Regions from separate parts of the Homo sapiens genome. Here region 2 is linked to region 1. Evidence: chromatin contacts called from ENCODE Hi-C or POLR2A ChIA-PET data. All regions are on one chromosome and are shown on one strand. Each heading gives the region's core, a stretch centred on a gene start or an enhancer-like site at or near the end of the contact. The rest is flanking DNA. Distances are from core to core; before and after follow the strand shown.

Region 1 (6,187 bases), core at 2,581-5,080:
AAATAGAGATTTTTTTTTGGGCCCCCTCCACTCCTTTCTCAGCTCCCCTCCCCCTTCCTTGAGACTCTGCCCCCGCTGCTATGTCTTCATCCATCAGTAATAAAGCGGGAACAATAGGGGGTTTCTTTCTAATTAAAGGGAGCAGTTAGTGTTTCCACTTCAAAGCCCTGAGAGAGAAGACTTTTGTTTCTTGGGCCTGGGAGCTCTGGGAGCCCCGATTGGATTGGGAAGTGGAGCTCCAGACCCAGCCAAGCATTAAGCTCGTGAACCTGAGAGCCCCCCATTTGCAGGCAGAGAAGCTCAAATTTAAAACAACAACGTAATTTGGTAACTTCGGCTCTGATAAAACAGTTGGGGGAATTCCTTCTCTCCTAGCGTCTGAAGCCAATGTTATTACAGGTGTGTGCTTGTCTCTCTCACACCCTTCCCAGCCTCTGTCATCCCAACACACACAGCACACACATGTGCCACACCATGCACTCTCATGTATGTGGCACTCAAAATCACATGGTGCACACTTAGTGGGTCCGTCCCCACACTCTCGTTCCTGGAGTCCTCTGGTCCACACTCTCCCACACACCCACACCAAGTTACTCTCACACATGTCATCTCTCCGCCCTCAATGTCCAGGAACAAAGGTCTCTGGCTTGAGAACTTTCCATTCTCTATTCAGTTCCAAGTCAGCTTGGCAGAGATGTGTTCTCTTCCTCCAACTTACACCAGCTACAGACTGATCCTCTAACCTAGCCCCAGACTGATTCCCACCCTGATGATCAATTGGGTCTCATCTCTGACCACATCCTGAGACCTAAGTGGACACAGATGGTGCCCTACCTGTAGTCATAATCTGAGACTCAACAAAGAGCATAACATTTGTCTTTGGTCTAACAAATCCTTTCACAAATTTGACTCATTGATCATAAAGGAGGTGGGAAGAGTTTTTGGCTCAGCTCCACTGCTGAAACTCTTCAGAGCACACATCATCCATCTATCCAGCCAGCCAGCCATCCCATATATTGAGCACCTATTCTTTGCCATGCTGTGGTAAGCAAGGCTAAGGTGCTGTCCCCAGGTACCTTAGTGTCAGAATAATAGCATGTGCTTTGGCATTTTACAATCCTGTGTTCAAGGTTCCCTTCTTTGATTTACTAGCTGGGTCACTGTGGACAAGTTACTTGATCTTTCTCAGTCTCAACTTCCTCATGGGTAAATTGGGTATAATAATATGAATGACCTCTAGGATGTTAAAAGGATTAAATGAGGTCATCTCTCAAGGGCTAACAAGTGCCTGGCACATAGAACATGCTCAGTAGATAATAATGATCATTCATTTAGTTATTCATTCTGGTAGGGATAAAGATATAAACACCTACAATTACAGAACAGCATGATAAAAGCTGCGCTGGTTACATGTACCAGATGAAGGGGGAAACTGGAAAGAGACTCTGGGTCTTCTGGAGACTGAATGGGGAACCCAGAAAGAGACTCTGGGTCTGCTGGGGACTGAAAGGGGAACCCAGAAAGAGACTCTGGGTCTTCTGGGGACTGAAGGGGGAACCCAGAAATAGGCTCTGGGTCTGCTGGGCACTGGGGAAGTCTGGAAGGCTCTGGAGATGGGGAGGGAGGCAGCCCAGGGACAGAGGCTTGAGGGAGTAGGAGCTTGCTTGGCTGATCAGACTCACTGGGTCCAGGAGGAGGAAATAAGCATGTTCCACTGAGGCCAAGAATGGCATCCCCCTGCAGACTAAAGACAGTGTATTTTGAAGACCCCAGAGAGGCCCTATTCCCATGACACACTTAATCAGCACATGCCACTAACTGATGAAGGCGGGTAACATTTTGAGCATCCCTGGGTCTCAAAGGGCATTTGATGATGGTGATGGATGGTGATTGCGGTGAAGCAATGGCATGATTAGGAAACGATGGCTGAGGGCTTTGGGCTGCACATCTTCCCTTTGCTCTGACCTTGCCTTCTCCTCTCCTTTTCTTTCCTGATCTCCCCCCTGCCTGCCTTTCTTCGCTCTCCTTTGTCTCTGTGGAGCGCAGAGGGGCACCGTTGTCCTCGCTGCTTGATTCCCTTTTCCCCCCAAGGCCCCTCTGGTCTGGGGTCTGCGGGGCTTTTCTGCACACGTGATCCCAATGGCGTGGGGCATGGCCATCCTGCTGTGGCCTGCTTGCTCCCCTGATTATTTCTCCTTAATTGAGCGTAAAGAATGTGAGGAATGTGGAGTAGACTGCCTGAGGAGGGCTGCTGCAGCCGACCCCCTCGGGGATCAGGGGATCCGGATTCTGGGCCCTGGGATGGGAGAACTGCAGATGGCCCGCTGAGCCCCACATCGTGTGCGTGTCCATTTCTGGCGCCCCAGCCCTTCCCCACGAGGGTGGCCTGCTTCTCCAGACTTGATTTGGTCCGTTCTCTGCTCTGGGGCTTGCTTCTCCCTGCTTTCTGCCACAGAGAATTTCACTTCTTTGTAAAACTGGCCATAGTCTCTTCTCTTCCTGGAAGCCTTCCTTTGTTTAAACCCATCTGACATGAATAATCCTTCTAAATCTATAATTCCAGGTGGAAGTCTAAAAGCGATTCCTTCTTCTCTTAAGATAAAGGAGGAAGCAATGTTTCTGGCTGCCCTTTGACCTTGCTGGGCTGCTGAAATCCTGTTCCCTGGGCTGTGAGAAGGTGTGAGAGCTGGGGTGAACCCAGATGCTGGCTTGTCAGGAAGGCAGCCAGGGGAGTCTCAGCTGAGCACTGTGACTGCATGTGTGCCTCCTCTTTCCTCTGCCCACTCAGCGAATGTCAGGTCCAGCCCTCCTGTCTCCTCAGGTGGGAGGAGAAAGTGTAGGTTGAGGGCTCAGACCTGGGTTCCTATCCTGGCCCTGTCATCTATCAACTCTGTAACCTCAGGTAAATTTTTTACTCTCTCTCAGGTGGTTTCCTCACGTTCAAGATGTTGGTGGTATTTTCTCACTTGTAGGGTTGTAGAGATGAAATTAAATGTGCTAAAGTATATAAAGACTGGGCATAGTAGCTCACGCCTGTAATCCCAGCACTTTGGGAGGTTGAAGCGGGAGCATAGCTTGAGCTCAGGAGTTTGAGACTAGCCTGGGCAACATGGCGAAACCTCATCTCTTAAAAAAAAAAAAAAAGCTGGATTTGATGGCATGTGCTTGTGATTCCAGTTACTCAGGAGGCTGCAGTAAGCAGTGATCATGCCACTGCACTTTAGCCTGGGTGACAACATAAGACTCTGTCTCTGTCTCTCTTTCTCTCTCTCTCTCTGTATATATATATGAAGCACCTAGCAGACAAGTATTTGTTTGGTTCATTGGAGATGACTGGAAGAAGAGGATTACTTTTTCTAAAAGAGGTCATTGCAGAAAGCCTTCTCTAGGGATCCCCACGAAGAGACAGGGTCTTGCTGAAAAACCCAGTCCTAGGCCGTCCACTCAGAGGCAGGTTGATCTGAGAGCTGCACTCTGCGAGCGAATAGGTCTATGTAGCATGCAGACAAGAAGTGTGTTAGTTGGGGGACTTGGCAAGCTCAGCACTGTGGCTGTGGCTCCTTAGCGGAGGACAGGGACAGCTGTCTTCTTCCACCTCCCCTCTCCTGAGGCCTGACCATAGGAAATGACTGATTCTGCAATAGGAGGGGTTCAGGCTATATTTAAAGAAGAACTTCCTGCCCAGGAAAGATGTTCTATGTTGAGATAGCTAATCCTCCCAAAATAGCAGAGTGTGGGCTGCTCACCTCATTTTCACAAACAGGACCCAGATGGGGGCTGGGCAGGATGCAGGCCAAGCTTACCCAGAGGCAGGGGCTGGGCCAGGCTCCCTGGCTTCTTCCCATCACAGGCTCTGTTGGCTACGTTCAGCCTCCTGCCTCCTCTGCTCCCTGATAGGTGACTCCTTGGGGAAGCTCTGTCTGAGCGTGACAAATCTGAGAATGCACTGATTATATTCTACAACTTCCGGAAAGTTCCTGCTGTTAGCGATTTGCAAGCTTCTCCTGAGATGAAAATTCAAAACAAAGTAGAAAGTAAATGGGCCTCGTGTGCAATGGTGTAGGGAGCTTTATCAATGGGGGTGTTTATGTGCAGGAGCTGGTGAGCAGGGCTGTGGGACCCTTCATCTTTATGGTGCCTGGAATGCTGGGTATTAGCGAGGCTTAGGACAGAGGCTGACCTGCCAGGCCGAAACTGACATTTCCCTCCATTTTCCAGAGATGGAGGCAGTTGTTGCTGCCCTCCCTTCCGTGGCAGGAAGTGGCCAAAGAGGCTGCCTTGGCCACCAGTGGAGAAGGGTCCTAATGAAGTTGAGGTCAGGATGGGCAGCAGGAGTTGGAGGAGAGATTAGAACGGGGTAATGAAGCTCGGGTGGATGAGGGTGGAATATCTATTTGCAGCAATCTATTTTCCCCAGGAACAGGCTGAGCATTTTTATGAAGTCAGACACAAGACCCCTCTCTTTCCCAGAGCTGTGTTCTTCCTGGAGCCCCGAAACAGCTCTGTCCCCTCCAGCTCCCATCCCCACCCCCATCTGGGTTTACATTCCTGTTCATAGTCACAGCAGCCCTGGCGGCGACCATGGCTGAGCCACATCTGGGGTGCTGATGGCCACATCTGCATCCACCCCTCTGGGAGCTGGTTACTTCTATTCTTTTATCTGCATCTGTGGAATCGGGAGGGGATCTGGGCATGGTGGGTTCCCAGCCCTAAGAGCTGTCAATTTCTACAGGAGGGCTTGGGAAGACTCCATGTCACAGGCCACCATCTCTTTGCAGACATGGATTCCTGGCTCTTAAGTTTCAGACAAAGACAACCAGGGAGCCATTCCATGAGAGCCCCTGCATCTCCCTCTTCAGGTCTTCTCCCTCCTCTAGGTCTACTCTGCTTCGCCCACTCACCTCTCTCCTCCAGGAGCCAATTATACTTATTATTATTACTGACTCCACTTTATGGGTCCCAAATGACAAATGAGGATGAGGGCAGAAGAAAAGGAATGCTCAGGTTGGATATGAGAGGGAGATGAATGTGGGAGGTAGGAGGAGGAAGAACAAGATGGGATTGGACGCAGGTGGATTCAGGAGGTAAACCCAGGCTGTCTTGGGGTCCCCAGCCTGGTTTGGGAGAGGCTGTAAGTCATGCCAACATGCAACACATGGGCCAAGGGTTGTGTGGGCAAGAAGTCCAGTGCTTGCAGGCCGGTCTCCAGTATCCATGAGGGACTTCTGTTGGCTTTTAAGCCAGAGCGCTTCGGGCCATAGGCTAGGTCCCTCTGCTGGTCTCTGGATAGGTTTCTTTGCATCCAGGGTGTCCTGGCTGGATCACATTTTCCAGACTGATGGAGAGTGGTATGGGTCGGGGCTCTGAGCGTGTCTTGATGTGGTCCTTCATGGTTGGACAGATATCCTGGCCATAAAAACCCTGACTCAAAGCCTGACCCAGGAAGGAATGGAGGACTCCAGAGAGTAGATGCCTTTCTTCTAGTCTGGCCAGACCTGCTGATGTCCATGGATTCTTGCAGGCCAGCATGCCCCTGAGTGAGGTCTTCTAGGATGAAGGAGGTAGACCTGCTGTGGGCTTTCCTCATTGTACTAGAGAAACCATAAGGTTTGGGGCAGAGAAAAGACACTGGAGAGGACCCGACCAGGACAGTGTATGAATGTATGAACAAGCCCATCTGTGCATGTGTGCATGGGGTAAACACTGTGCTTAGAAGGTTGTCATCCTTGTCCTGATTAAGGACTCTCCTCACTGTGTACTGGAAGGCTTGGGGAACTTGTGATTTAGAATGCCATTTTATCTGGCTGCTTTTCCAGGGAGGTTTGGAAAATTAGCTGAGCCCAGTTAGATTAGAAAGAGGACCCCCAAAGTGGTGGAATGGGGACTGCAGTTGTGGGATCCTTGGTGGTTCTGTGGAGCTGGGGGCTAACTAGCTTTGGGGTGATTTTTCTGGATTCGATCCTGCCTATCTGTGCTATGATTCTTGTGTCACTCTGCAGTGTGTTTCCGGGCTCTGAATCCTCAGGGCCAACTCTCACTTGATATCTGAGCAGAGACCCCATCTGGATCTCATCTGACAGGGCTTGGTGTGGCTTCTACGGCAGCCATAATATTCCCTATGCAGATTGAAGTTCTCCTAGCCGAAGCCTCTTATTCACTCTGCAAGATACTGCTGGTGGGAGTAGAT
Region 2 (6,407 bases), core at 523-3,022, 58 kb before region 1:
CGTCTCCCGAGTTCAAACGATTCTCGCGCTTCAGCCTCCCAAGTAGCCAAGACTACAGGTGCACACCACCATGCCCAGCTAATTTTTGTTTTATGGAATTACAGGTGCGTGCCACCATGCTTGGCTAATTTTTGTATTGTTAGTAGAGACAGGGTTTTGCTATGTTGGCCAGGCTGGTCTCTAACTCCTGACCTCAAGCGATCCGCCCACATTGGCCTTCCAAAGTGCTGGGATTACAGGCATGAGCCACTGTGCCTGGCCCTGGACCCTGTCTTTGTACATTGAGTTTCTATGTAATGATCTGTGACCTAACTTAGTAGGTACTAAAATCTAACTACTATACTTTTTCTAACAGATAGCTGGGTTTCAGCGAGTCACAAGCAGCTGAACTTCAGCCTATCATAGGTTGACAGCTGACCAGACCACGTCCAAATAAAGCAAATGCCTAGCTGTAATTAATCAAGCTATTTTTTTAAGTTACTTCCCTGTTCTAAAGTACTCACTGCCCACATTACAAAGGGAGCTCTCTGAACCTCTTCTGGTTCTGAGTGCTGCCTGATTAATGAATTGTTCTTTGCTAAAATAAGTTCTGTTAAATTTAATTTGTCAAAAGTTTTTCTTTTGACAATAAGTTAAAAAAATGTGTTAGGGGTCTGACTGGGGAGTAACAAGGCAGCTGCCATGCATCTGGGTTTGCTTAGTGAATGCAGTGTTTGTACTCAGCTGGCATGCTTCTATGAGATGGCCTTGGGGCACTGCCACTGTCCCCCACCCAAGTGACATAATGCAAATAAAACATGTTCCATAAAATATAAAGACAATTTAAATATACACTCCATTTATAGAGCAGCTGTGTTCCTGTGAAGCCGTCCTTTCAATGTTCAGTCCTCTTGTTAAGATGTCATATGCATATTGCTAGGTGAGGTAGTGAGGAGGGTGCTGATGCTGCTCCTGCTTTCAGGAGAGGACACAGGATAAGGAGCTCCATGGTGAGAGATGCTCCATTGGAATGTAGACCCCTTTGAGCTGGAGTTTTATTCACTGCTGATTTCCTTGTGGCTAGAAAGATGCCTGGCACACAGTAGGAGCATAACAAATATTTGTTGAATCAGTGAAACTGTAGTGACTCACATTGTAAAGCAATTCATCCTTTTATATTGCAGATTAAATCTCCATTTTCTCTGTTTTGTAAGCTTGATTTCAATGTTGGACTTGAAAAAAGTCTGGGCCCCATTGTCGTGTGAGCCAAGCGGTGTTTGCTTTCAAGGCAAGGACAGAGGAGAGAAAGAGGAGGAAAAAGTTAACTTCTGGGGAATATACTCATCTGCCAATGACAGGATATGATATAGAAACAAGTCTTTTGTCTCCAAAATCTCCATCAGTGCCCACCATCCAGAGCGGGTCAACTGGATTGACCAAAATAAAATCTCGGATGATGAGAAATTTCTCATATGTTAATTGTGGAATCAAAGCTTCATTTGTGGCTCCTGCTCCCACACTGGGCTGCTGCTTTTCAGGATGAGCATTTGGGTTCAAAGTTAGGAAGGAGTGAGGGTGCGCCCATGATGACCTGAGAGCTGACTGGAGGGACTGATGAAGGGGTAGTCCAGCACAGGGCCTGCATGGTCTCTGTTTTCTGAACTCTTGCTGCCTGACTTCCCGAGGCAGTGGGAGAAGATGGGACTGATTTCTGTGCAGCTGGGGCTGAAGGCTGGCTGACGGTCACCGGGCGGGTAGTCAGTGGAGGCTGCTAGAACTGGAGCAGAAGGAACTTTCTCTCAGTGTATTTCTCCAATTTGGCACCAGATGGCAACACCTCCCTTCAAATGAAACCAAAGTCTCCAGATTCAATAACAAAACCGTTACTTATTCTGAGGACATTGAGCAACCCTGCAGGATTTGGGTCTGGATTTGGGGAGGGGGCTTGACCACCTTGATGATCATGGAGCTAAGCTAGTTCTAGATCCTGTCTCCATCCATTCTTTCCATGAGTGATTATTGATTGAGAGCTTCCTATGTGCCCAGTCCTGGGCTGTGTGTTGGGGCGGGGAGGAGAATGGGGTACAGTAGTGAGCAACACCCATGCCTCCCTCCATGGCAACAGCCCCGACAGCTTTTACAGCCTAGTAAAGGAGATAGACATTAAGCAAATAAGTACAAAACAATGGACTCATTTCAATTGTGGGAAGTGTAATAGATGATAAATATGATACTATGAGACCATATCAACAGGAAGAATCTGATCTCATCTGAGCTGTCAGGAAAGGCTGCTCTGTCAATGGATTATCCTATCGACCCCCACCCCACACATACTTTGTTATATCTACCAACACACTCCCATTATATTCCCATTTTACGGCTGCTGGACCAACCCCAAAACATCCCATTATATCCCCAACAGGCAATCCCATCATAGCCTCCACTGCAGGTCTTAATTAAAGACCACATGCCGTCCTTCACACCTCATTCCTGGAACTTTTAACAAATGCCTTTACGATCCTTTCCCAATCTCCTCTGCAATCCCTGTTGCAAATCCCATGGCTCGCCCCATTGGAATATCCCACTGCAAACTCTCACAGAACCCTGGTCTTATTCACCTTTGCATTCCCTGTGCCTCCCACTGTACGTGACAGGTCATATGTTCTTGAAAATACTTGGCAAACCAATGACAGGACCTGTCAATACCCCAGCTCACATACTCTATCTCAGGCCTGTCATGGCTCCTATGGCACAGCCAAGGTCACAGCCCCCACACTGGAAAGGGTCAGGTCTCTGCTGCCCTTTTTCCTGTAGGAAATTCCTGAGAAGAAGATTGTGTACCTCTGGATCCTCCCTTCCCCTCATTGATCTCCATCAGCCTAGATAGGCTCCCAGAAGCTAGGTCCTGCCTGGGCAGTGGCCCGTCCTGAGGTCTGACTTGGTCCATGTCACCCCCATCCCAGAATCAGTGGAACACTCTTTGTGACCTCCTTGGAGTGTACCAGGCTCCTGATTATGGGCCTGCCAATGGGGCCTTTAGTAAGCAGCTTCCCCTCTCTCCTTCTCTGAAGGGCCAGAGAACTCAGAAGAAGACATCCTAGGGCAGGAAGAGACTGCAAGGGCATCATCTAATTCTTTTTTTGTTTGTTTGTTTTTTTAGACAGAGTCTCACTCTGTCACACAGGCTGCAGTGCAGTGATGCAATCTCAGCTCACTGCAACCTCTGTTTCCTGGGTTCAAGAGAATTCTCGAGCCTCAGCCTATCGAGTAGCTGGGATTACAGGTGCCTGCCACCATGCCTGGCTCATTTTTGTATTTTTAGTAGAGACGAGGTTTCACCATGTTGGCCAGGCTAGTCTCAAACTCCTAACCTCAAGCGATCTGCCTGCCTTGGCCTCCCTAAGTGGGAATTCATCTAATTCAACAACCCTCCTCCTTATTCTTCTTCCCCATCTTCTTCCCCTGCCTGCTCCTGTTTATCTGGTCTTTCTTTGGGGCATATAAAAGCACAGCCACCTCACTTAGCAGGCAAGGGCTGAAAGGAAGCACAAAGACCAAGTCTAACTCCTTCATCTAACAAGGGAGGAAACCAAGGCCCAGAGAGTGGAAGTCACTTGCCCACACCCAACAGTGGTCAGGGCAGAGCCAGATCTCCCCACGGTGCTCCATGCAGTGTTCTTTCAGAGGCTGCCCCTTCCACATCCTCTTGTTCATATTAGCCAAGCAATGCTACTTCCATCAGGAAGGCACGTCCAATGCGAACCATTCCAGAGACTGCATTTCAAAGATTGATAGACATGGCTTTCGCATTATCTGCTGTTTCGGATTAGCTATGCCGTGGCTTCATTCTTTGGGGCTGATATTGGGGGTGGGAGGGGTGGAGAGTGGGGGAGGGGAGCCAATTCTGAGTCACTCTCTATGCCCTGGGCTCCAGCCTGCAAGACTGGGCCTGAGAAGGACAGGGTGATCCATCCTATATTTTCAGTCCGTCAGGAGATTTCATTGTTTAAACAAACATTTCAGCGAGGCCATCCAGCTGGGCAGTGATTTATGGCTCTGGCTACAGTTTTTCCCCAACAAAGATAAACAATCCTGCAACTCTTGGGACTCAGGCTGGGACTCATGGTTCTAACAACTTGGAGTCAGCTGGACCACACCAGCCATCGCCTGGTCTGGGGTTTGGTTAGGATCTGTTCACACTGGTCCTGTGGCTGAGCCACAAACCTTGGGGGACCATGTTGTGTTTGGAAGCTAGAAGCATTGCCTCCAGGGCAGAGGAGAGCAGCAGGAAGGAGCAAAATAGCTCAGAGTTGGTGCTTCAGGCCCATCTCCGTCTTTCAGGAGAGCAGCAATGTTCTCCATTTTGTGCGGTAGATATTTGGTGTTTTTGGTTAACAAGCATCTGTTCTTCCTTCTTTTGCTAACATTACATCAATTTCCTTTTGTAGAATTATTCCGGGTTGCACACTGCACCCATGTGCTTACAGAGTCTACTCAACTCTTGGATCTGGGCTCAGGCCTGACCAATCAGAACAGTACATTCCTGTGATCTTAGTAAAGGTTGGATATCTAACCCAATAAAAGCTTGCAAAAGGCGGAAAAACCTTTGCTGGAGCTGCTGGGAGAGAGGGAAATGCTCTTTCTCGCTGGACTGGAATTGGGGATGATGTGGAAGGATGAATGACTGCTAGAGCTGTTGCTGCCATCTGCCTGCATGGGAGAGCATGTCTGACAACAAAACCAATACCAATACACAGGAAGTGAAGCCAAAGGCTGGAGAGAGACCAGCTCCAGGTGACAACATTGGAGCCCCAGAATCCGCCCAAATCTTCTTTTATTTAAGGATTGGGTATTCTTTCACTTGCAACTGAAAGAAGGGTAACCAATATCCACTGTCTGACATAGCAGAAGAAACTGGCTCAGTAGGCATCTCCTGCAGCCTCCAGCCCAGCTGTCTGGATGTGATGGTTTAGTAAAAGAACAGTAACTCCCTCATATTCCCCTCTCCCATTTGATCTGATGGCCTGTGTCTACTATACTTCACCAAAAGGATATGGTGCTGTGACAGATGCAGAGGTAACTGAAACACAGCTCACATTTTTCATGGAGTTCTTGTAAGCAGGGGGGACACACCATAGCCTATTATTTAAGGCAGATTGAGATGCATGTCTTGGGAAAAGAACAAACAAGGTTTTTTTGAAGATGCAAGGAAAGAAGAGCTCATATCTGATTGGTGGGGACCAGTGGATGCTTCATGGAAAAGGGCTATTTGGGATGAGTCTTCAACGATGAGAATTTTAATGGGCAGACATGGGCAGGAGCCTTTGCAGGTAGATGAAATAGTGTGATGAAGGTCAGGGAGGTGGGAAAGATGAAGTGAACATTGAAAAGTAGAGTTGGACTGGAAGACAGGGGACATTTAGGGGAATCACCAGCCTGCAAAGTAAGTTGGTGTCATCTAGGAAGATGCCTCTAATGAGAAGCTTGTTCTTAGTCCAGTAGGTGATGGGGAGTTATTGAACATTCTTGAGCAGGGAAGTGGCCTCATTGGTGCTACTCTTGAGGGGCCTGAGATGGAGGTGGGGAGAGATCCAGTGTGGAAAAACCACTGAGGTGGGATTGGGAGGTAACCTTGACTCATCCACAGGATGGGGAGAAAGCCAGGGAAGGAAAGGCAGGGAGTGAAAACAGGAAGTAGTTCTGGTTTCTCTTCATTCATACCTCAAGAAGTGAGGTTTCTAAAGCACAAAGTTCAAAAGTCACAAAAGGAAAGTTTGATATATTTAATTACATAAGAATTAAAAATTTCTACATGGCAAAGTGCTTTAAATGAAGTGAAAAGACAAGGACAGATTGGGGAAAACATTTGCTACACAAATGACAGAGGATTAATTTCCTAAATACATAAAGAGCTTTTATACTGCAGAAAGAAAAAATAACAGCTAATGGAAAAATGGTCAAAGGATATGAATAGACAGTTCACAGGAAAAAATGCAAATGGTCATTAAACATATGAAAAAAATAATAACTTATATAGAGCTTTATGTTTGTTTATACATTTAATTTTCACAATAACTATATGAAAAATGTTATTCTTCTGATATCTTTTTACTGATAAGGAACCAAAACCATAGAGAAGTTAAGTGCATTGCCCACAGTCACTCAACTAATAAGCAGTTGGGTAGGGATTTGAGCCCAGGGACCAGTTTGTTCTCTCAAGCACTTCCTGTTCACACTCATCTATTCTACAAGACATCCAGGACAGGTGTGGTGACTCGTGCCTGTAATCCCAGCACTTTGGGAGGCAAGGATTGCTTGAGGCCAGTAGTTCAAGACTAGCTTGAGCAACATAGGGAGATCTTGTCTCTACAAAAAATAAAAAAAATTAGCTGGGTGTGGTGGTGCACGCCTGTAGTACCAGCTACTTA

The links. A loop is a pair of places that touch in the nucleus more often than their neighbours do. ChIA-PET counts read pairs that join two places held with the same protein, here RNA polymerase II (POLR2A). Pooled maps may share reads with other maps.
Region 2: a map of GM11168 shows a loop between it and region 1 (2.1-fold over the local background). The contact joins two enhancer-like sites. A Hi-C loop is called at or near these places in 3 of 168 maps with a recorded cell type or tissue (GM11168, astrocyte of the cerebellum and endothelial cell of hepatic sinusoid) and 2 of 50 pooled maps. POLR2A ChIA-PET finds 5 or more read pairs at or near these places in 1 of 52 experiments (AG04450).

Annotation. Positions count from the first base shown.
Region 1 is chr2:42,026,399-42,032,585 of GRCh38, reverse strand. No RefSeq gene overlaps it. Among named protein-coding and RNA genes, the nearest start is that of PKDCC, 19 kb to the left of the region's middle. RefSeq lists silencers at 5-191, 2,715-2,814 and enhancers at 1-395, 3,235-3,424, 3,445-3,734, 3,755-4,054. Within about 2 kb of position 3,830, at least 8 of the 41 ENCODE cell types and tissues checked have a DNase peak (open chromatin) inside an H3K27ac peak, as active enhancers do.
Region 2 is chr2:42,082,041-42,088,447 of GRCh38, reverse strand. It overlaps LOC105374531 (a long non-coding RNA gene), which reads left to right. Exons shown (of 2, transcript XR_940001.1): 2 at 4,428-4,974. Among named protein-coding and RNA genes, the nearest start is that of PKDCC, 37 kb to the right of the region's middle. RefSeq lists an enhancer at 1,839-1,898. Within about 2 kb of position 1,772, at least 2 of the 41 ENCODE cell types and tissues checked have a DNase peak (open chromatin) inside an H3K27ac peak, as active enhancers do.